Linked DNA regions of Homo sapiens: region 1 is linked to region 2. A link is an interaction called in ENCODE POLR2A ChIA-PET data of the cell type or tissue named here. Cell type or tissue: MCF 10A. All regions are shown on one strand. Links, peaks and the distances in the headings refer to the core of each region. The heading gives the core; the rest is flanking DNA.

Evidence for each region. Peaks named below come from ENCODE experiments on the same cell type or tissue, not always from the same donor. Only the 100,000 strongest peaks of a DNase experiment are listed, where the experiment ranks them.
Region 1: POLR2A ChIA-PET joins it to region 2 with 5 read pairs; 1 of 35 experiments calls an interaction of 5 or more read pairs at or near these places.

Annotation. Positions count from the first base shown.
Region 1 is chr1:206,886,932-206,897,745 of GRCh38, forward strand. LOC105372879 (a long non-coding RNA gene) reads right to left here and starts at 9,187. Exons shown (of 2, transcript XR_007066836.1): 1 at 9,063-9,187. It overlaps IL24 (interleukin 24), which reads left to right and starts at 10,512. Exons shown (of 7, transcript NM_006850.3): 1 at 10,512-10,684; 2 at 10,800-10,814. RefSeq lists an enhancer at 3,173-4,372. In MCF 10A, for the core only: no CTCF peak of the experiment used is centred there; DNase peaks (open chromatin) are centred at 3,970, 5,570, 5,890, 8,570 and 1 weaker place.
Region 2 is chr1:206,670,956-206,681,769 of GRCh38, forward strand. It overlaps LOC124904496 (a long non-coding RNA gene), which reads left to right and starts at 8,886. Exons shown (of 3, transcript XR_007066834.1): 1 at 8,886-9,632; 2 at 10,220-10,635. RefSeq lists a silencer at 9,309-9,603. In MCF 10A, for the core only: no CTCF peak of the experiment used is centred there; a DNase peak (open chromatin) is centred at 3,916.

The DNA of each region.
Region 1 (10,814 bases), core at 3,599-8,598, 220 kb after region 2:
GGTCAGCTTTCAGTCTTCCATCCATCATCCCTTACAGAGCTTTCTTCTCATTATGTGACCCCTAAGTGAACTGAGCAGCCCATTGCTAAATCCCAAAGTGGTCAGCATCATGCTATAACCTGACCTCACCCAGTTGAATGCATCATTAACTCCATGTTCAAGGAGAAAGCAATGCTTTCCATTAAAGAAGGAATTTGAGAATCTCTGTGACTTATAATGAGTTGACTAACTAGCATATAGAATCAAAGTTTACCTATAGCAGAGTCTAAATTCATTGAGCTTTCTGGAGCTTTATCTATAGCAGTCTAAATTCATTTGTTCCTAGCAAAGTCTAAATTCATTCTAAACACTTTTAAAGTGTTTAGAATCCTTCTCCCTTCTAACATCCCTTCTGCATTAGTCAGGTTAGCCTAAGTTATGCTGTAGAAGCAAACAACTCCTTAATGTCTCTCAGCAGCATATTACAACAAAAGTTATTTCTCACTTATTTTATATATGGAATAGATGTTAGCATGGGGACTCTCCTCATCATGGGTACTCAGGGACAGGCTGCAGGAAATGCTATCATCCTGTAATAATGCTGCCATCTCAACATGGCAGGGGATGAGAGAGTGTGGACGATTGTGTGCTGGCTCTTAAATGCTTCCTTCAAGCATGACATGTGTTTCTTTCACTTATATTTCACTGGTCTAAACAGCCACATGGCCACGTCTAACTTCAATGGAACAGTGAAGTGCAATTTTCCTGTGTTCCAAGAAGTGGAAGACTATAAATGTGAGCGAACAACTGTAATGTCTATCATACCTTTAAGTGGATATCCAGCCTTGAATACCTTCAGGTTTAAAAGTCTTTATTCTTGCGGTGATATTAACCTGCCAAATGCAGATTTCAAGTCATCCTGAACACTTCTGACAGCAAGTATCTTACTCACGATTTGTTTGTTTATTTAACAAGCTGCTACACTGTGCTGAGCAGTGTGAGCAAAAGAGAAGAACATAAGATCTGTTCCTTTGCGGTCCCATGATCTTAGCCCAGGAGAGAAAGAGAGAGAAGACTAAGTGCCACCAAAGAAGTTCAAATTGCTACATTGTTTAGAGGTGACAGAAATTCCTTGCAGCTTTTGGGAATGGCTTCAAGGAATTGGCCTTGAAGTACTGCTAAAAAATTTTTAATGTAAGTCTCAACCTCTCTTTCTAAATTGGTGTTTGTAGAATTCTTTTATTCTTTGTTTTGCAAATACAAAATAGCTTAAAGATGAAAATAAAAGCCTGCCAAGCCTGTAATCTTATTCCTTCAAAATAAGCATTCTTAAAAAGGTGTGTGTGTGTATTACACATATGTACACACACATGCTTGTATATGCATATATGTATATGTATACATACATATACATGTAATCTGCTTTTGACAGTCAGCAACATATGCCATGTTTCTATGTTGAAGCAATAAAGGGTGGCTAGTGTTTGGCTGGTGGCAAGAACATTTCAGATCCAGCCTAACAGAGGCATAGAGGCACGAGGTGAAGATGAAACGCTCAGTTTTGCTGGTACCATGGTGTGTGGAAGTGTAGAAGAGAGAAAGCTGGGAAGGTGAATGGATTGGGTCTCAGAGAATGTGCAGTGCCAGGTAGGGGAATTTCAACAATTTTCAGTGGGCAATAGTGAAACTAAAGATTTATTTAAATTTACAACAACTTTTCTAAAAGCCTTGCATTTTGTATAACTTGGAGACTACAGTTAAGCTATAGAGAAGGAAAACTCCCATGATCTCACCACTCAAAGATAATCTTGTTAACATCTCAGCATTTATATTTCTAGCTCATTTTCAACACTTTTGCCCATTTTATCTTTTACAAAAGTGGGATCCTACTGCATATGTCATCTGTAACCTGATTTTTTTAAATCTAAAATTTTATAAAAGTTTTTTTAAGAATGTAAATATAAATTATTTTGAGTGGTGGAATAGCATTCTATTACATGGACTTTTACCCATAGAAATAACCAATTAAAGATCACACAAAAGGAAAAAGCAATTGAATTATCCTCCTCCTTAAATACATTTCATTTACCTGGTTTTGAAATTAAAAATTGATTCATGAACATTTAATGAACATTAATTTCATGAACATATACATTCTATAAACCCCTCCCACCCACCCAGCATACTGGTTTGCAAAAGTAGAACAAAAGAGCAATGGGTTGTGGGGAGAGGAGGGAGGAACTTTCCTTATCAGAAACCAAAAATGATTTGGTGGCTGAGGAATAATATGATCAGACTTGTGCATTTAGAAGAATCTCCTAGATGAGGGACAGGGATTTTAAAGGGGAATGAAACTGGAAGAGAGTCTATAAGATAGACGGGATAGGGATCATTTTCCTTCTTGGACAGAATGAGGCACGTGGCACAGAGAAAGTAAGTGGCTTGTTCAAGGTAGCAGGATATGGCTGCTCTAAGGATAAGACTATGATATCCTCATCCACAGATCCAGAACTCTCTCCTGTGCTGGCCTAATCGCAGATTCTGTTTCCCTGGCTTTCTATGTCCAGACAGGTGGTCATAGCATCACTTTTTGGGTTTTTACTCTTACGCTGGGAACACGTGCAAAGCAGATCAGTATTTAATAATGCCATTGGATGCAGGCCACATCTCAGCCTGTGGCCATTGCCTGAGCAAAAATGAGAAATATTTGGCAAAGATCTTTGGGCAAATAGCCTGGGAGACAATTTGACCTTGTACATAATTAGATTTGTGAACCAGTCTAATTACATAGTAGTAATTATACGACTAGACTCACACCAGTACTTTCCACCACCAAATGTGTGAGATTTTTTCTCACACTAACCAATTCTTCATTCTCGGTGGACACCAAATGGATGGCTACAACTCAATTAAAGTCCGACACTATTTACCAGGGGATAGCATCAGATCCCACGGGTTAAGGGTTCAATCTCACAAGACTGCTCCCATTTCAGACAGCAATGACAAGTCCCAGTTATCACCTGTGCTTCTGACCGAACAGCCATAAATCGGAGGTTCCCATGACACCGTCTTCTGGTTTGATCATACGCTAAAATGGCTCACAGAAACCAGGAAAATAATTTACTTATCAGATTACCATTTATTATGAAAGGATACAACTCACGAACAGCTAGATGGAAGAGATGCATTGGGCAAGGTATGTGGAAAGGGGCACAGAGCCTCCTTGCACTCTCTGGGGCACCCCCCTCCCAGTACCTGCATGTGTTCACCAACCCAGAAGCTCTCCAAACCTCTTCCTTTAGGGTTTTTGTGGAGGTTTCATTACAGAGGCATGACTGATTAAATCATGAGGCATTGATCATTGACTCAGCCTTCACTCTCCCTCCTCTTCCTGGAGGTGGGATGGGGTGGGGTGGGGTGGAGTGAGTAGGGCTGAAAGCTCCAACCCTCTTATCTCATGGTTGATTCCCTGGCAAACAGCTCCCATCCCTAGGCTATCCAGGAACCCCCAGCTGTCAGTCACGCGTTAGCATAAAAAAGACACTATCATTGGTGAGATTCCAAGGGTTTTAAAAGCTGCCAAGAAAGGGAGAGGGTTATGTCACACCAGTCAAATAAAATTCACTATTTCAACAAATGCTTACTAAGCTCCTGTCCTGTGCCAGCTTCTGAGGGGAATTCTGACATGGATAATACTCAGTTCTAGTGCCCAGGGAGTTCACAGCCTGGTGAAGGAGACACAACCAGGGTGCAGGGAAGGATCGCCTGGGTGCCATCAAAGGGGGACTAGCAGCACTCCTAGGAGCACAGGAGAGGGGAGATTAACACTGTCCAGAAATCCGAAAATCTCTTTGTAGGTGTGGAGAGTGGACCTGGATAGGAGGAAAGGGAGGGTGCTATTTTAGGAGTACAGTAGTCTCCCTTTATCTGTGGTTTCACTTCCTGTGATTTCAGTTACTGACGTCAACAGTGGTTTGAAAATATTTATTACATGGAAAATTCCGGAAATAAACAATTCATAAGTTTAAATCGCGTGCTACTCTGAGCAGCGTGATAAAGTCTCGTGCCATCCCGCTCCGTCCTGCCTGGAACGTCAGTCCTCCCTTTGTCCAGCGCATCCGACTGTCACAATACAACAGTGCTCATGTTCAAGTCACCCTTATTTCACTTAGTAACAGCCCCACAGCACAAGAGTAGTGACGCTGGCATATTGTTATAATTGTTCTATTTCACTATTTGTTATTCTTGTTAATCTCTTTGTGTTTAAACTTCATCACAGATATGTATGTATAGGAAAAGAAAAGACATCGGATACATGGGGTTTGGTACTATTTGCAGTTTTAGGCATCTACTGGGCATGATCCACTGATCAATGGTCTTGGAACGTGTCTGCCATGGATAAGGGGAGTCTACTGTATTGATTCTGATTAATGCCTGAGAATGGGATGTTATTTCATTCACACGGAAGCCTTTTTCCTTTCTTCCATTCTTTCTTCCTTTTTAAAAAAATCTCCTTCAGAAAAAAAAGCAACCCTGGATATATGAGACAGGGGGCAGGGTGACACAGGGGAAATAAACCACAGTCCTTTACCTGGATCTACTCAGAAGACTCTGTAGCTACTATTTCCCCAACATGTACCATGCCATGTATTTATTTGAATACTCATGTCCTTGTGACTCAAAGTTGATGTTCTACAGGTCGTGGGAGGTCCAGGATCCTGACTCTTGGGAGGCAGTTGCAGTTCAGAACTGGCTTTCTCTTGTGGTTCTTTTTCCTGCAATTGTACAGGAGGCTTGGCTTAGAAAGTGAGACCCTGGCCCTTCTTCTCTCCCCCCCATTCCTGTCTGCAGCCCTGTGGGATCAGTAGCACCCTAGGTCCCCTTGGGAGCCCTGAAGTTGTATTTACATAGCTTGTTCCCATTGATTTGCATGAATTATTACACGAAAGAACAATCAGTGGTCCTCTTTCTTCTAGCGGCTTCCAGAACCACCTGCTCTTTGGTCCTGTCCAGTAACTATGTGGATGCCGAATGTGGAGGCTACCAGGGTCTCCATCAATCACCTCTCCCGGCTTTATTTTTGCTGGTGAATTCCTAGTCAGGCTTCAAATTTCAGATCGAATGTCACTTCCAATGGAAAGCCTTCCCGCATCTTCCAGCACTGTGCCAGCACTGAGGGAGATTCTGCCTCATCTTGCTGTTGCCACAGGCTCCATCCTTCTGCTAATAGCACCTGTCTTAGTTTGCTTTTGGTTTCTTATAACAGAATACCTGAAATTCGGTAATTTATAAAGAAAAGGAATTTATTTCTTATAGTTATGGAGGCTGGGAAGTCCAAGGTCAAGAAGCCACATCTGGTGAGGGCTCTCTTGTTGGTGGAGACTCTGCAGAGTCCCGAGGTGGCACAGAGCATCATATGGAAAGGGGGCTGAGTATGATAGCTCAGCTTTGTCTTCTTCTTGTTTTAAAGCCACCAGTTCCATTCCCATGATAACCCGTGAATCCATGAATAGATGAGTCAATCTGTAAGGGCAGAACCCTCAAGACCCATTCGCCTTTTAAAGGTCCCACCTCTCAATACTGCCACACTGAGGATTAAGTTTCAACATGAGTTTTGGAGGGAATGTTCAAACCATAGTGGTACCCATGACACAGTGTTGCCATTTATCTGTTTGCAAGTGTATCTCCACTCTACTGAGTCATTAAAGCACAAGGACTGTGTCTTAATTTATTTTAAAATAGCTTTTTAAATATATAATTTACATACCATAGGTTATCTGTTTAAAGTGCACAGTTCAATTTTTTTTTTAAATATAGACACAGAGTTGTGCAACCATCACCGTATCTAATTTCAAAACATTCTGTTACTCTCCAAAGAAACATTGTATTCCTTAGTAGTCACTCCTTTCCTCCCACCCACCCTATTCTTAACTCTCAGCCCTGGGCAACCATTCATCTATATTCTGTGTCTATAAATTTGCCTTTTCTGGACATTTGACATAAATGTTTTCATAGTAATTTATTTTTTGTACACTCTATTCTGCCATTCAGTAGGTGCTTAGGAAATGTTTGTTCGATGAATGAATGAATGTACTAAAGATTGAGAAACTGCTTGGAAGCATGGCACCGGGGAAAGAACACTGGACCAAAAGCCAGAAGACCTGCACTCTAGGCCTGGTTATGTCATTTATTTATGTGACTTAGAGAAAATCACTTGACCTTTCTGACTCTCAGCTTTCTAGTCTGTAAAGGAGGGATAATAATATCTGCCCTCCTTATTTCAAAAGTCCACAGTAAGTGTCAGATGAAAAAAATCACTTGGAAATATTTTGTATAGCTCTAAGCAGGCTGTACAGATGTAAGAATAATTTATGTTTGTGTTTACTCTCATCCCTTGAAATGCCTATAAAAATAAATCACTTATTACACGAATGACACAGGGAGAAGGAAGAACGACAGAATGCCAGTCTAAGGAGATCAACCAGTGGGATATGGGCTCCTGGAATGACTGCAGTTAACTCAGGGAAAAGAGCTAACAAATGCCCTGGTTATCCCATATCCATTACCACATGCATTTCCCAGCCAAATGGGAAGATAAAAATCTGTTCTCGAGTGAAAATTAAACTCAATTCACTGGAAGAAAAATGATCATATAATTTCCTCTTATCTTTTTGCTCTTAGGAAATTCTAGTTAATATGCTAATTACTTTCTGTTTTGCAGGGCCTTTGCATCCATCGCAAAGAGGGGAGATTCAGGTTTAAGAGTGAGCTCTTTATTGCCTCACACAGAAGTGGAAGTGGAGAAGGAACTCTGGTCCATGGTGGCTCAGTCTCTTTCTCTCCCTTTAGGTTTAGAGGACTTTGTAGGGGGAATGTGAGTATATTTATTTCTCAAATGTGAAATTCAGGCTCTGCAGAGAGATATACAGGACAGAGATAGGATAAGATTATTAGAATAAAACCTCTGAATCTAATAAGGAGTAGTTTGGAGGAAAAAAAAACAGTCTTGTATGTGAAGATTTATCTTTAGATAAACTTTTCTTCCACCCAACATTTGTAAAACTCCCCAAGTTCCATCCTTTCGTAGAGGTTAGCAGAGCCTCAGACCTTGGTCTGATCCAGGAGAGTTTGGATAAAAATATATGAATCTGGACAAAAGGGCCAGCCCCACTTCCTTCAACCTCTTAAAGTCTGAGACTTGGGGCTTTCCCAGAGGTGGGCCAGTGAGCCAGGTCTCCCCACTGTTTCCACCTGGCCTTTGGGCACTGCCTTCCAACTTGTCACCTTGTTTTTCCCATTCCCCTGATCATCTGATCAGCCTACTGCCTCCTTTCCCAATAAGGTCATGTTCTTCTCTTCCTCTGCTCCTATTCCAGCTATTTCCCCCATAGCCACTGCTTCCTTCTAATCCAGGGTTTCTTACCCTCAGCACTATTGACCTTAGGTCATATAGTTCTTTGTGATGAGGGGCTGTCCTGTGGCCCATAGGATGTTTAGCAGCATTCCCAGCCCATTCCACTAGATACCAATAGCACCTCCCAGTTATGACAACCAAAAATATCTCCAGACATTGCCCAGTACAGATGGGCATGAAGTATGAAGTATGAAGTATGAAGTATGAAGTCACCTTATTTAGATCCCCTAAACCAGTCCTTCCTCCCTTCATCTGGAGCTCTTGTTTATTAAACATTTACCATGGAGAAGACACTGAATTAAATCTTTCATGCGTTTTATGCTGATGGTTCTCAAAATTTAATGAACATAAGCATCACCTTGGAAGGTTCTTAAACTACATATTCTAATTCAGTCATTTTTTCGGGGAAGGGCTTGAGATTCTACTTTACTTTTATTTATTTTTTTCGAGACAGGGTCTTGCTCTGTCACCCAGGGTGTAATGCAGTGGCAAGATCATGGCTCACTGCAGCCTTGACCTCCCAGGCTCAAATGATCCTCCTGCCTCAGCTTCCCGAGTAGCTGGGACCACAGGCATGTGCCATCACAACGAACTAATTTTTATTTATTTTTGCAGACAGGGTCTTGCCATGTTGCCTAGGAGGACCTCAAACTCCTGGGCTCAAGCAATCCTCCCACCTTGGCCTCCCAAAGTGCTGGGATTACAGACGTGAGCCACTGTACCCAGCCCAAGATTGTACATTTCTAACAAGGTCCCAGATAATGCTATCACTGCTGGCTCATGGGCCACACTTGGTGAGCAAAGCTGCAGGTCATCACATCCTCATGGTCTTATGAGGACTCTATTTCACAAGTGAGGAAGGTGAGCCTCAGAGGGCTCATATGTGGCTCGATCACCTTTTGAACCCAGGTCTGCCTGCCTCCAAAGCTTGTACTCATAACTAGATTCTCAACTGATGTTGGGCCAAGGTTCCTAGGTTCTCTCCTTGACCTTCCTTCTGAAGTAATAATGCTATGATAAGCTCATCGGAGGCTGAGGCCCAGGCACATGTTTGCCTGAACTATCCATGTTATATGATTCCTTCCTCAGACAGAGTGAGCTACTCACGATCCCAGGTGTACCCTGAGGCCAGCCAAGGTGTATCCATGACCTCATGCCTCTGTTCCAGCCTGCCCTTTAACAGCTCATCCCACCTGCCTGCCCTCCCCGCCTATCTGCAGACAGTAGTCTAGGATTTCAGCTGCCCTGGGGGCTCATTTTCCCTCTCAGCTTCCTGCTTTAGCTGTCTCCTGCCTCCCACTCACCTATTACTCCAGCACTCTCACCTGGTCTTCTTTTCTGTCTCATCACTGCCTCTTGACATCTTTATCTCATAGTAGTTAGTTAGGGGTTCTTGGTAATGCCCTAAATCCACATGGTGGGAAGGGGGGAGTGGGGGAAGAGAGTGCGCTGTGGGGCTGTGCCTACTTCTGGAGGGTAAGACTCGGGCCCTCCAGGAACAAAGGATTCAGGCTGGTGGCAGCTATAGCCAAGCAGACTGCTGGCCAGGGATTGCAAAGGAGTATTTTGTTTGCTTAAGAAAATAAACAACACTGAGTATGAGATGGAGGGAGGGGGTGTTGGTGCCAGAGAGATTGGGAAGAGTCTGCCAAGGGTGTGTTCTACTCACTCTCCTCTTTTCTTTCATCTCCACTGAGCTGGAGGCAGTTATCCTGTCCCCCACGTCACATTCCTACTCCCGTTTCCCATGCCTGGACCCAGGTTGGGCAAACTCTTCCTGTAAAGAACCAGACAGGAACTATTTTAGGCTCTGTGTGCCATATGGTCTCAGTCACAACTACTCATCTCTGCCTCTGTAGCACGAAAGCAATTAGCAACAATATGTCAACAAACATATGTGACCCCATGAAAACTTTATTTATTATGGATACGGAAACCTGAAAATAATGTCTTTCTTTTGATTTTTTCCCCAATCATTAAAAAACGTAAAAACTACTCTTAGGTCGCAAGGTTAAGCCATTCTCAGCTTAGCAGTGGCAGGCTGGATTTGGCTTGTGACCTACAGTTGGCCAATCCCTGATTCCCAAAATGTATTCCTCAGGGATGTGGGCAAATACTTATGGGAAATGCTGGATTAAACAGAGTTAAGAAGCATCAGACATTTCCAGGACGGGCTAGCACATGCCAGGGCTCTCTAACTGACCTCATTAGGATTCATCTGTTTCATGGAGGATCTTGCAAGACAAGAATTCCTCAAACCTAGAGTCTGAGGACTGTGCTTTGGGAAACACTGCTCTGCTTGATGCCCTCACTGGGCACATGGTAGAATCTAGAGCTGAGTGCCTTGCTAGCTGGAGATAGGGTCAGAGCTCTTGACTGCCCTGGCAGTCTTGACACATCACGCTGTCTGTGTCCCCTGAGTGGTTCAGAGCCACACAGGCCAAGACTAGCCCACCAGAGCACCAGGCCTCCCAGCTTTCTGGGCTTGTCCATGCGTACATTTCCTTATTCTTCCTGGTTTCCAGAACCTAAGGAGAGGCACATTTTGGTTGAGTGATTATAACCCTAGGGACCATGGGTAGCTGCATGTCAGGAAACACTCCTCAACTTCCTGGCCCTGATGGATTAAAGGAGAGGTACTTACAGGTTATTTCTTCGCTGTGGACTACTGTCCCAGCATGAATAGGGCATCATTATTGAATTATTTTGACAGGAAGGAGACTGGTGTATGCTGCACAGTAATAATGTATTTACATGTGTACAGAGTTTACCAAGCACCTCTGTGTTGTTTTTGCCTCTGTTTATTACACTTGCCCTTGGGGGGAGGTGGGACAAATTTTTTAAAAATTTATACATGCAGAGACTGCAGCGCAGAGAAGCTAAGAGACTTGCCCCTGCCCACACAGCCAGTGGTAGAGCCTGAACTCAAACCCAGGTCTCATCTCACCTCAGGGGCTGCTTTCCCCATCGCTGTATTGTCCTTAAAGTGATGGGTGACTAGGCAATGAAGTAATTCTCTAGGAAAGCATGACCAATTTCCCTTTCTCCACCTCCCTCTTTTTCCTCCACCCCTCCCCCATCAGCCCCCATATATATGCCCAAATCTCCACAAAGCCTTGCTTGCCTGCAAACCTTTACTTCTGAAATGACTTCCACGGCTGGGACGGGAACCTTCCACCCACAGCTATGCCTCTGATTGGTGAATGGTGAAGGTGCCTGTCTAACTTTTCTGTAAAAAGAACCAGCTGCCTCCAGGCAGCCAGCCCTCAAGCATCACTTACAGGACCAGAGGTGAGCATGGGGGATTCTTGGTTACTTTTTTTTGAAGGACTAGACCTCTGCTTTATTTGTGAAAAGGGGTCAAGGTGGGGACAGCAGAAGTCAATTTTTTTGAGTGTTGATGTAGGGACAAGACATGACT
Region 2 (10,814 bases), core at 2,026-7,025:
GGAGTTGGGCATGCACCAGGGTAGGATAACAGAAGACAGCACAATTGTTCTGTGCAATGATTCGGGGAGGTTCTATGCAGGGCCAGCTTCATGGGCATGCAAGCCATGCATTGCACAGGGACCTGCATTTATAAGGACGCTGTGTGGGTTTAATACTCACTTGGAATTCTTTTCTTTTTTTCAAGACGGAGTCTTGCTCTGTCACCCACGCTGAAGTGCAGCGGCGCGATCTCCGCTCACAACAAGCTCCGCCTCCCGGGTTCACGGCCGTTCTCCTGCCTCAGCCTCCCAAGTAGCTGGGACTATAGGCGCCCGCCACCATGCCCGGCTAATTTTTTTTTTTTTTGTATTTTTAGTAGAGACGGGGTTTCACCGTGTTAGCCAGGATGGTCTTTATCTCCTGACCTCGTGATCCGCCCTCCTCGGCCTCCCAAAGTGCTGGGATTACAAGCATGAGCCACCGCGCCCAGCCTGGAATTCTTAATAATTTCTGAACAAGGTGCTATGCATGTTTATTTTGCACTGGGTCCGGCAAAGGAGCTAACTGGCCCTGAACAGAGGTAGGGAACTAAAGAAACTCGTCTTTTACAGGCTCGGAGATGCCAAGACAGCCAGGGTGGAAATGCATATGAATGATAATGTCCTAATAGTAGTAGTCTATTTCACAGGGTTGCTGCAAGTGTTGAATGAGAAAATATGTGGAAAGTGCTTAGAACAGTGTCTGGCACATAGGGAATGCTGTGGAAGTGTTTGATATCATTACTGTTCCCTCCTTGTACTGGTTCAACACCTGACAGCCTGAGGTTGATTATTCAAAGGGTCACAGTGGGCTTTTCTCATTTTCCCATTTCTAACCTGTCGCTCACCATCCAGCCCCAGGCTTATGATTGTCCTTTGGGGGAAAAAACTCCAACAACAATAATTATCACAATAAATACATAGGTGAGATCACATCCTCTCTTGATCCTTAGTGTAGCTAGCTGGTGCTTCAGGGTGTGTCTGTGTGCTCTGTGTGTCTTTGTTTGTGTCTGAGAGGGAGGTTTTTTTTTTTTCATTTAATTTTAATTCAATTAATTAGAGGCTCTCTCTGGTGGTTTCATTTTGTTTTTCTTTACCTGCCTTTTTGGTTCATATAGCGAGGACCCTGGAACCACCTGCTTCCTCCCTGCCACCGCTTCTCCTCAGGTCCCCAGGGGAAGCCAGGATCTAAAGGATGACTGTGTCACCATTGTCCTCAAGATAATGGCTCCCTCCCCCGCTTCCCTCCACTCCTATCTCATTCTCTTGAGCCTGTGGAGTGTTCAACCTTTGTCCTTCGAGTATAACCCTTTACTGGCGATAAAAAATTAAAATACTGGCTCAACACCTCTACTCCACGAAGCTGTTGTCTTGACCAAAGTCTGAAAGCTGCCCCTCCTACCCCTATTCTAATCTTAGACATTCCCAGCACATTCTTAGTAAGAGGGAACTCTCTCTCATTGTCCTAGGATTTTAAGTCTGCAAGAACTACGCATTTTTTTTTCCTTAGCAGAAGCAGTTGTACTTTTTCCTGACAACTTTGCAAGTTCCCCATAAAGTTGGAAATTCCCTTCCTCGTTACAGCTCTTGATAGATGCAGAAGAAGCCTAGTCTGGACCTGTCTTCTCTCCTGACCTGCTGTGTAACTCTTGGGAAGTTAGTTTAAATGTTTTTGGGCCTCAGATCACAGAGATTAACTTGACTGGGGACAGACTGAAGGCTGAAAAGTGTTTGGGAATGATTTATTTTTAGAGGACCTTGGGAGAAGGGTTTTACAAATGTCTCTAAGGTAAGAATAGCCATTTGGGGAGTTACCAAGACACTTAGATTCCCCCTCCTGAAAAAATGAGTTTAATAATTTCCATTGCTAATTTCTATGTCCCCACCCTTTCCTCCAAGCCTGCCTCCACCCTCAGCTGTTGATTGATGGAGTAGATGTGCTCTACTCCCCCTCCCACTGATGCACACACTTCTGGGAGGCCCTATATAAATAGAAGCCAGAGGCAAGGCTGCAGAATTATTATTATCATTATGATGATGATTATGTTTTCAGCATGAGAAACAGGAAGTGAAACTGACTAAAATGCCCAGTGATATGTGGCTGACCCTGTCTCCTCAGCTGGACCTAAAGGCAAAGGAGAAACTGGCCAAAGAAAACTGTAGCCCTGCCACAAGCTTTAACAACTTCTGGTGGTGTGTGTGTGTGTGTGTGTGTGTGTGCGTGCGTGTGTGTGTGTTACAAGGAGTGTCTTTAAATAAGCAGCTTCTAGAACTTGTGATCTTTCAACCTTATTTTTATGCCCAAGCTTCCCTCTTCATGTGATATCCTCAGAGTTCTTCCTTACTACTTCCTTCCCCATTTCCTAGAGAGAGCTTCTCACGGCTGTCAGAAGATGTTAAAGGAGAAGTCCAATGATTAATTACTTCCCACTACACATGCCTTATCTGCCCAGGCCAGGTCTGAGCTGTGTGCCTTTCTTGATCACCGGGTCTGTCTCCAGGGCAGACATATTCCCTGGGCCCCCAAGGCCTTTCTTCCCTCTCCCTTCAGGGGGCCATGTTTTCTCTTCTGCCTCACTGCTTGAGGCTCCATCTGCTTGGTTGATTATTCATGTCCTTTGTCTTTTTCAGGAATCGATTATGGATAAATGGTAGTTAGAAAACAGGGCTTCAGGGCCGATGTAATTATCCCACTTTGACATTTCCATTTTCAGCACCATGGCCTCTGGAAACACTGACACAGTGAAAATGACCTGATTTTCATACTACCTTGTTAGTTCAACTTCCTAGGGAGAAAAAAGCAGGCAGCTATGTGGAGAGTAAATGAACCAAGTTGGTGTTTCAGAAACGCCTCCTCATTTGGACAATATTCTGAAAAAAAAAATGCATAGGAAACAGAAGAGAAAAAGGCATCTGCGGGGGATAGCAAAGAAAGAGAAAGAAAGAGCATTTCAGCTGTGCAGGGCATTGGGCTCACATTCTGGTCCCTGGGCCCACACCTTTTTTATGGCTTTCATACCAAGATCTCGAGCTAGATTAATAGATTATTGGAATTTTGGGTTGGGAAAAACATAACTGTCTTATTCTCGCTATAATTTTTTCTGAGCCTAGAATAGGGGGTCCAGCGAAGTCCACCCAGGAGCTGGGATGGAGGATGAGGATCATAACAAGGTACTTGATTGAGGAAGAACAACTCTAGTATGGAGCTTTATGCCCCAAATTGCAGCAGTTATGAGTCTTACTCCCTGCATAGGAGAACATGGTGGCTGAGAAGACAGGTGTTAGTTAGGTCCCGGCTTTCTGCATTCAAATCCCCACTCCAGACCTTACTTTAAGTTGCTTAAATTCAATGGGCCTCAGTTTCCTCATCTGGGCCCCTGGAAGGATGTTAGTAACACCTATCTTGCAGGGTTGTTATGGGGCATTGATTGAGTCAACACCTGGAATCACAGGCATTGTAGGAACATAATAGGTGCTCACTAAAAGAGAGCTATTACCGTGAACTTTTAAATTTGTCTTTGTCTATGTGCCATTCACTATCCTCCATTTCATCCATCCAGCAAAAATACAAATGCCATATTCTGTGACAGGCGCTGGGCAAGTCACCAGGGATAGACACAAAGCAGAATATAAATCTTGTCAGAGGATTTATCCTCCCCAGGTTTCTCTTATTTCTTAATCCAGAGCAGAACACATAACAAGTTTGAACCCAATTTTCACTGTTCCTTGGTCCTGTTCCTCACCCATTCTCTCCATTTGCTTTTTCTGCTTCCTTGCTCTTTCTTTCCCAACTCTGTAGGAAGATAGGCCCCAGGTATCTCTGCCAAGGAAGGTCCCTGGAATCCTGCCAGGCTCTTCTAGGACTTGTCTTGGTGAGGGAGCCCTGGGAGGGGCAGGTCCCCAGGGAAGCCTGTTGCTCCTCTCACTCAGCAATCCCTCTTGGGCCAGGCTCCCCTTCCCAGGCCCTCAGCTCTCCCACAAGATCTCTGGGGAAGCTGGAAGAGGGCCACTAGGCCCTGTAATAACCACACTTCTTCATGGTAAACAAGAACCAGATTCCTGGGGAGTGACGCAGGCAGGAGCTCTGTGGCTGAGGCAGCTGTGATTATACCAAGACATGAAGAAACACCTCTTGCTCAGCCTTGGCCTGCTTGGGGAAGGCCCAGGAGAGAAGCTGCCCATGTGTCCCTCTTTGCTACCCTTCTAGTCATTCTTGGCCTGAATTACAGGGGCCTTGGCACCAATTGGCTCTGCAGACACAAGTGGGCAACCATCAGCCCCGATCTCCCAACCAGACTAGGTTCCTCCATCACCTCTCCTTTTCTAGGATTTTCCCCACCCTCTCCCCTACTCATGTGTCTGACTCCCACCCTTGGCTGTCATCCTGCACTCCCTGTGCCTTCCTTCTTGAGGGAGAATCATGCATGTCCCTCACCAATGCCAGTCGAAGCCTTAGGCTCCTGTGCAGAGGCCTTGATCCTGGGCACCCAGGAATGAAGCTGCCCTGAAGGGGCACTGGCCCACAGGCTGTCAAAGCTGGTCCAGGGCCTTCATCTTCACAATGTGACTTCTGAGTGTAGGATCAGTTCTCCTGGATGTTTAGGCCAAGCACAGTTCTTGCTAGTTCTTAGATGGAATGTTGAACTGGCTTAAATACTTCTAGGATACACAAGAAACTGGGGTGGGGAACTGGGTGGCTGAGGGCTTGGGTGGCTGAGGGCTTAGTTGGCCAGGGAGACATTTTACAAGCTACCCTTTAGGGCTTTTGCATTTTGTACCATGTGAATGTATTAAAAGTTTTCAAAAAAAAGAATTCTGTGATCTTGTAAACCTCTTGTATGTCAGATATAGAGAATTTCTGGCCCCTGTCCTCATGGTGGAAGGGAGAGTGGGATAGTTGTGTGGAAAAGGCCTCATTTGGGTCAGACTTCAGGCTTAGAAGGGGCTGACAAGGGCAGGTGTCTGCTTGGGTTTGAGATTTTCTGAGCATCTGAATGACTTAGAATCTTGCACAAGGAGGATAGTGTTGTTGAGTGTGATGGTCCTGGAGGGAGGAGGATGGGCCTGAGCTTCTGTCCAGGCCTAGAAGTACATTTGACTTTCTGTGTCTATGAATTTGACTACTTAGGTACCTCAGATAAGTGGAATCATATAATATTTGTCTTTTTGTGTCTGGCTTATTTTATTAGCGCAATATTTGCAAGGTTAGTCCATGTTATGGCGTGTATCAGAATTTCCTTTTTTTTGAGATGGAGTCTTGCTCTGTCGCCTAGGCTGGAGTGGTATATATATATATATCTGTTCCATTCTTTTTGGTGTATCCCCAGAAGTGTAATTGCTAAATCATATGGTAATTCTATGTTTAATTTTTTGAGGACCTGCCATACTATTTCCACAACAGCTGCACCATTTTGCATTCTCACTGGCAGTGCACGAGAGTTCCAATTTCTCCACATTTTAGCTAACACTTATTTTCTGGGTTTGTTTTTATTTTAGTAATAGCCATTCCAATGGGGATAGCCTTGAGAAGGTTTAAGCATGGTGCCCTGGGGCTCATAAATGGGAGAGATATATGCAGGAAGCCCTCATCTAGATGGTGACATTTGACCTGGGCCTCTAAGCATGGGCAAGAATTCTCCAGGTGGAGGAGGAAAACCACATAGGAGAAAGGCTTAACGAAAAAAGGAACGGAGAGAGACAAGAAACTGCATGGCCTGTTTAGAGGCAGCAGGTGGTTAGCACCAGCAAGAAGATAGGGTTTGTAGGGGAGGGTGTCAAGTTGTAAGGCTAGAGGCAGATTTAAGGGCTAGAAATTCCTCTCAGGCTTTGGACTCTGGTCAATAGGGAGCTATTGGTAATGTATGTGAAAGTGTTGTGCAAACTTCAATACAGTTTATAAGTATAAGAATTTAGAATACAAAGGAGAGAAATGTTTTTAAAGAAACAAAGTGTGGCTGGGCATGGTGTCTCATGCCTGTAATCCCAGCATTTTGGGAGGCCAAGGCAGGCAGATCATTTGAGGTCAGGAATTTGAGACCAGCCTGGCCAACGTGGTGAAACCCTGTCTGTACTAAAGATACAAAAATTAGCCTGGTGTGGTTGCATGCGCCTGTAATCCCAGTTACTTGGGAGGCTGAGGCACAAGATAGAGAATCGCTTGAACCCGGGAGGCGGAAGTTGCAGTGAGCTGAGATCATGCCACTGCACTCCAGCCTGGGCAACAGAGCAAGACTCAGTCTCAAAAAAAGAAACAAAAGTACTAAGATCAATGCACAATGCCTGCTGTGTATTACACAATATGGAAGTAGTGTCTGGCATTCATCTAGGAGAATCTTGGGTACCCATGGTGCTGGCACTGCCCCATTCCCTCCCTGTCAGCTCCCAAATACAAGGCTAACCAAATAGCACAGAGGGCCTGCCCCTGTTGACCTCCCTGGGTCAGGAGGGCTCCTGTTGTCCATTAAGTGGGACAATCATGAAGCCATCACAATTCCCTGCAGCCTCAACCTTTTAGGCTCAAGCAATCCTCCCACCTCAGCCACCTGAGTAGCTGGGACTACAGGCTCCTGCCACCATCCCCAGCTATTTTTTTTTTTTTTGTAGAAACAAGGTCTTGCTTTTTTGCCCAGACTGGTCTTGAACTCCTGGTCTCAAGTGATCCTCTTGCCTTGGCCTCCCAAAGTGCTGAGATAATAGGCATGAGCCACTGCACCCAGTGTACACTCTCGTGGTACAATAAATGTGCACCAGAAGTTCTGAGAGCCTAGTTTGTCTTTTTCTTTTTTTTTTCTTTGAGATGGAGTCTCACTCTGTCGCCAGGGCTGAAGTGCAATGGTGTGATCTCCACTCACTGCAACCTCCGTCTCCTGGGTTCAAGTGATTTCTCCTGCCTCAGCCTCCCTAGTAGTTGAGACTACAGGCACACACCACCACGCCCAGCTAATTTTTGTATGTTTTGTAGAGACAGTTTTTTTGCCATGTTGGCCATGCTGGCCTCAAACTCCTGATCTCAAGTGGTCCACCTGCCTCAGCCTCCCAAAGTGCTGAGATTACAGGCGTGAGCCACTGCACCTGGGTTAAGAGCCTAGTTTTTAAAGTCACACACCTACCTGTCTATATGATGGTGTAGAGGTGGTCTTTGGAGGAAAGGGACAGATTGATCTGTACATGTCCCTTTTGTCTCTACAATGTTGTAGTTTTCACCACTTCATAAGCAATGTGGGAGGAAAAATTAGGTCCTACTTCGATCTGTCATGGAATGAACAAAAACAAAACAAAATATAGTGTGTATATATATATATATATAGTGTATATATATATATAAGTGTATATATAGTGTGTATATATATATAGTGTGTGTATATATAGTGTGTGTGTATATATGTATATACAATACACGTATGCTACATAAATTATCTCACATATACCTCAAATATTTAGGTACTTCCTCAAAAGTTTACAAATGCTAAGATTCCAAACCCATTAATGCTCAAATGACTCTATTCATTGCCTTTAACTGTCTGTCTTAGTGGTAGGGACAGTCTCTGGAAGTTCTGAGTAAGTTGCAGTTGCAGACTGTCTCCTTCTCCTGAGCCATGCACACAGGCTGGGATGGCTTCCCCAGGTCGGCCTGGCAGGTGTCAGCTAGCTGGACCACTTTTAAGAGCATTTAGGAACATAGGCTTTGACACATGTGGAAACAGATCTTCCCCATCTAGTTGTGTGATGACTGGCTGTTATTTAACCTTTCTGAGCCACGTTTTCACTGATCAAAATACCGGAAATACTACTACTTAGAGCATTGTTGAGAAGATTGAATGAGATGGTTAGTATGAAAGTACCTGCTGCATAGTAACTGCTCACATTTATAGAGGCCAAGTACTATGTGCCAGAAACCATTGAAAATGTTACTCCTGTATTTAATCTAGGGAATATTATTCCATCCTTCATTATACAAACAGTACAATGAAGTGCAGTTAAGTATAGTAGTGAATAATGAGGTGGGATTAGAACCCAGGATTTGATTCCACCATGCTCTACTGCCTCAAAGTTAAGTTCTCATGTGAAGCTATGGATCATTATACCCTTAGGAAATCTCTACCCATTCCACATATACATGTGTATGTCTCTCCCCTACCTTTTCTACCCTTCCACTTCCATTTACTTATCTTAAGCAAGGGAGAAAAATCCAGGCATCACCAGGTCACCAGGTAAGAACCTGATGATCCTTTTGGTTGACCCACCTTGATTGTGTTCCTAGATAGTTCCCCCTTTCCTCTCCTCCTTTCCCAATCATTGTCCAGGCTGTTACTCATCTAAGTAGCAACTGATATGCCAGATATAAGCTAGGTTGGAGGGCAATGCTTTTAATACAAGGACAACAGCCTTGGAAGCCTTCTTGAATACAGGTGGATATTTGCCTCTCTTCCCTACATTTCCCATTGTAAACTGTGGATTTAGCATTAGACATCCTGGCCAGGTGTGGTGGCTCACGCCTGTAATCCCAGCACTTTAGGAGACCAAGGCGGGCGGATCACCTGAGGTCAGGAGTTCGAGAACAGCCTGATCAACATGGTGAAACCCCGTCTCTACTAAAAATACAAAAATTAGCCAGGTGTAGTGGCAGTTGCCTGTAATCCCAGCTACTCGGGAGGCTGAGCCAGGAGAATTGCTTGAACTCGGGAGACGGAGGTTGCAGTGAGCCAAGATCGTGTCATTGCACTCCAGCCTGGGCAACAAAGCAAGACTCCATCTCAAAAAAAAAAAAAAAAAAGAATTAGGCATACTGTAGTCCTAATTACTCTCATTTGTAGTCCCTTTGGACCATATTATGTCTGTTGATGTGCAGAGGTGAAGTTTCTGTTCCCCTTTGGGTACTTCCTTCTTTCTCTTTCTATTCGCATTCTTTGCCACTGCCCCAGCTGTTCCCTGCCGTGGCATTAAACTATCAAAGGATGAAGTGCAGATGAGGGCACGGAGGGCACCAAGGGCACCGTGGGTGGGGGAAGGATTTTTCCCCTCTGGGATGTCTTAACTAGGGCATTACCAATGGCACTTGCTATGGGTAGAATTCCTTTCTGTGAGGCAGCCGTTAACACCTTCAGAAAGAGCTAAGATAGAAGGGATGATAGAGGCCATCCTGACCAATATTTTGAGGTCATTTTCTGGGTCAGAAATTTTTGTGACTGAGTCTTATGTATATATATCTGTCACTTTTGCTTTGGGGGAATTTCTCATTTTATCACAGAAATACTAGCCTATGACATGAAGACTATTTCTCTCTGGCTCTAAGCCATTTTTCTTTCCAAGAGTGGGTTTTTAGTGGACAGAGCTTCTTCTGTAAATCATGCTCCTTCTTGCAATATTTTGTTTGCGGTACTAGCAGTGGATACAAAGGCTGCTTTATCTGTGTTCATGCGCAGATCCGCCAGCCTGTGGATGATCCTCACTCATCAAGAGAGTGTTAGCTGAAAATTTCCAAGAGATCCACCTCCATAAATTTCCACCCTCTGTCACTCATTCATAATGCCACGTCATAGTAAAACAGGAAACTTTTACTCCATGATGGTGTGAAGGCTGTGTGGGGGAATCTTGAAGAAAAAGATTGTCACAATGTATCCTATCATATAACCCAGTCATGCAAATTAACATAGACCTATATTCTGTAACAGATTAGGCCAAGATGGAAGGAAATTGAGGTGTGGAAAATTTATGTTGCTCTAAAATGGAAAGAATAGCCCATACCTCTTCAGGCAATTCCTGCCCAGAAATAGCAGATATCATATTTCTGACATTAAGAAGGATATGTGAGTATATGTCTGCTCAGGATCTATAGTAAGGACCATGAGCATGGACTTTGGGTCAGAAAGATTTGGGTCCTGTCCTTCGCTAGTGGAATGACTCTGAGAAAGTTATTTAATTTCTCTGGGACTCAGTTTTCTTGTTTATACAACAGATAAGTGAGGATAACAGTACAGACCTCATAGGGCTGTGTAAGAGTAGGATAAGGTTTGGCTGTGAATGATAGAAAACCTAGACCATCAGTCACTTCAACAAGAAGGCCATTTATTGTTCTTTCATATAAAAGTCTGGGTAGGTGGCTCATTGCTGATATGATGGATCCAGGTTCACCAGTATACAGACTCTTTCTGTCCTTTTGTTCTGTCTTCCTCAACCTGTAACCTCCAATTCACCATCCAAGATGGCTACAGCTGTGAAATTTTTATTCCAGTCAGCAGGAAAGAAAAAAGAGAAGGAGAAGAAGAAGGACATACTTCTTTCCATAAACCACTTCCACTTACAAGTCATTGGTTATAACTTAATCTTATGAATGTAACCGGCTATAGTGGAGGCTGCTCAAGTGGGAAATGTAATTTTTATTCCAGGCAGTCTTGTGCTTAGCTAAATATGGGGTGCTCTTTACTATCAAAGAGAGGAAAAAAAGGTGTTAGCCCACCCAACTAGCAATCTCAGCCACGGATCATCATGAGATTTAAATGAGACAATGCAGGTAGAGGGTTGAGCACAGTGTTGGGCACTCAGGAAGCACTCAAAAAACATTGTCATCGTCATCATCATCATCATCATCAACATCATCATCACCATCATCATGAGAAGGTGAGGAATACTTTGAAACTGTGACAAGGCATTTTCTTATTTTAACCTGGTCTTGCTGCTAACATCACCCTTGGCCACCTCCCTTTTAAGGTGATTTGAGTTTCATCTTTTATGATACCTTTGAACATGCCTTCATGAAACAAAACTATATAAAAAGGAAAGCAAGGGAAAGGTGAACA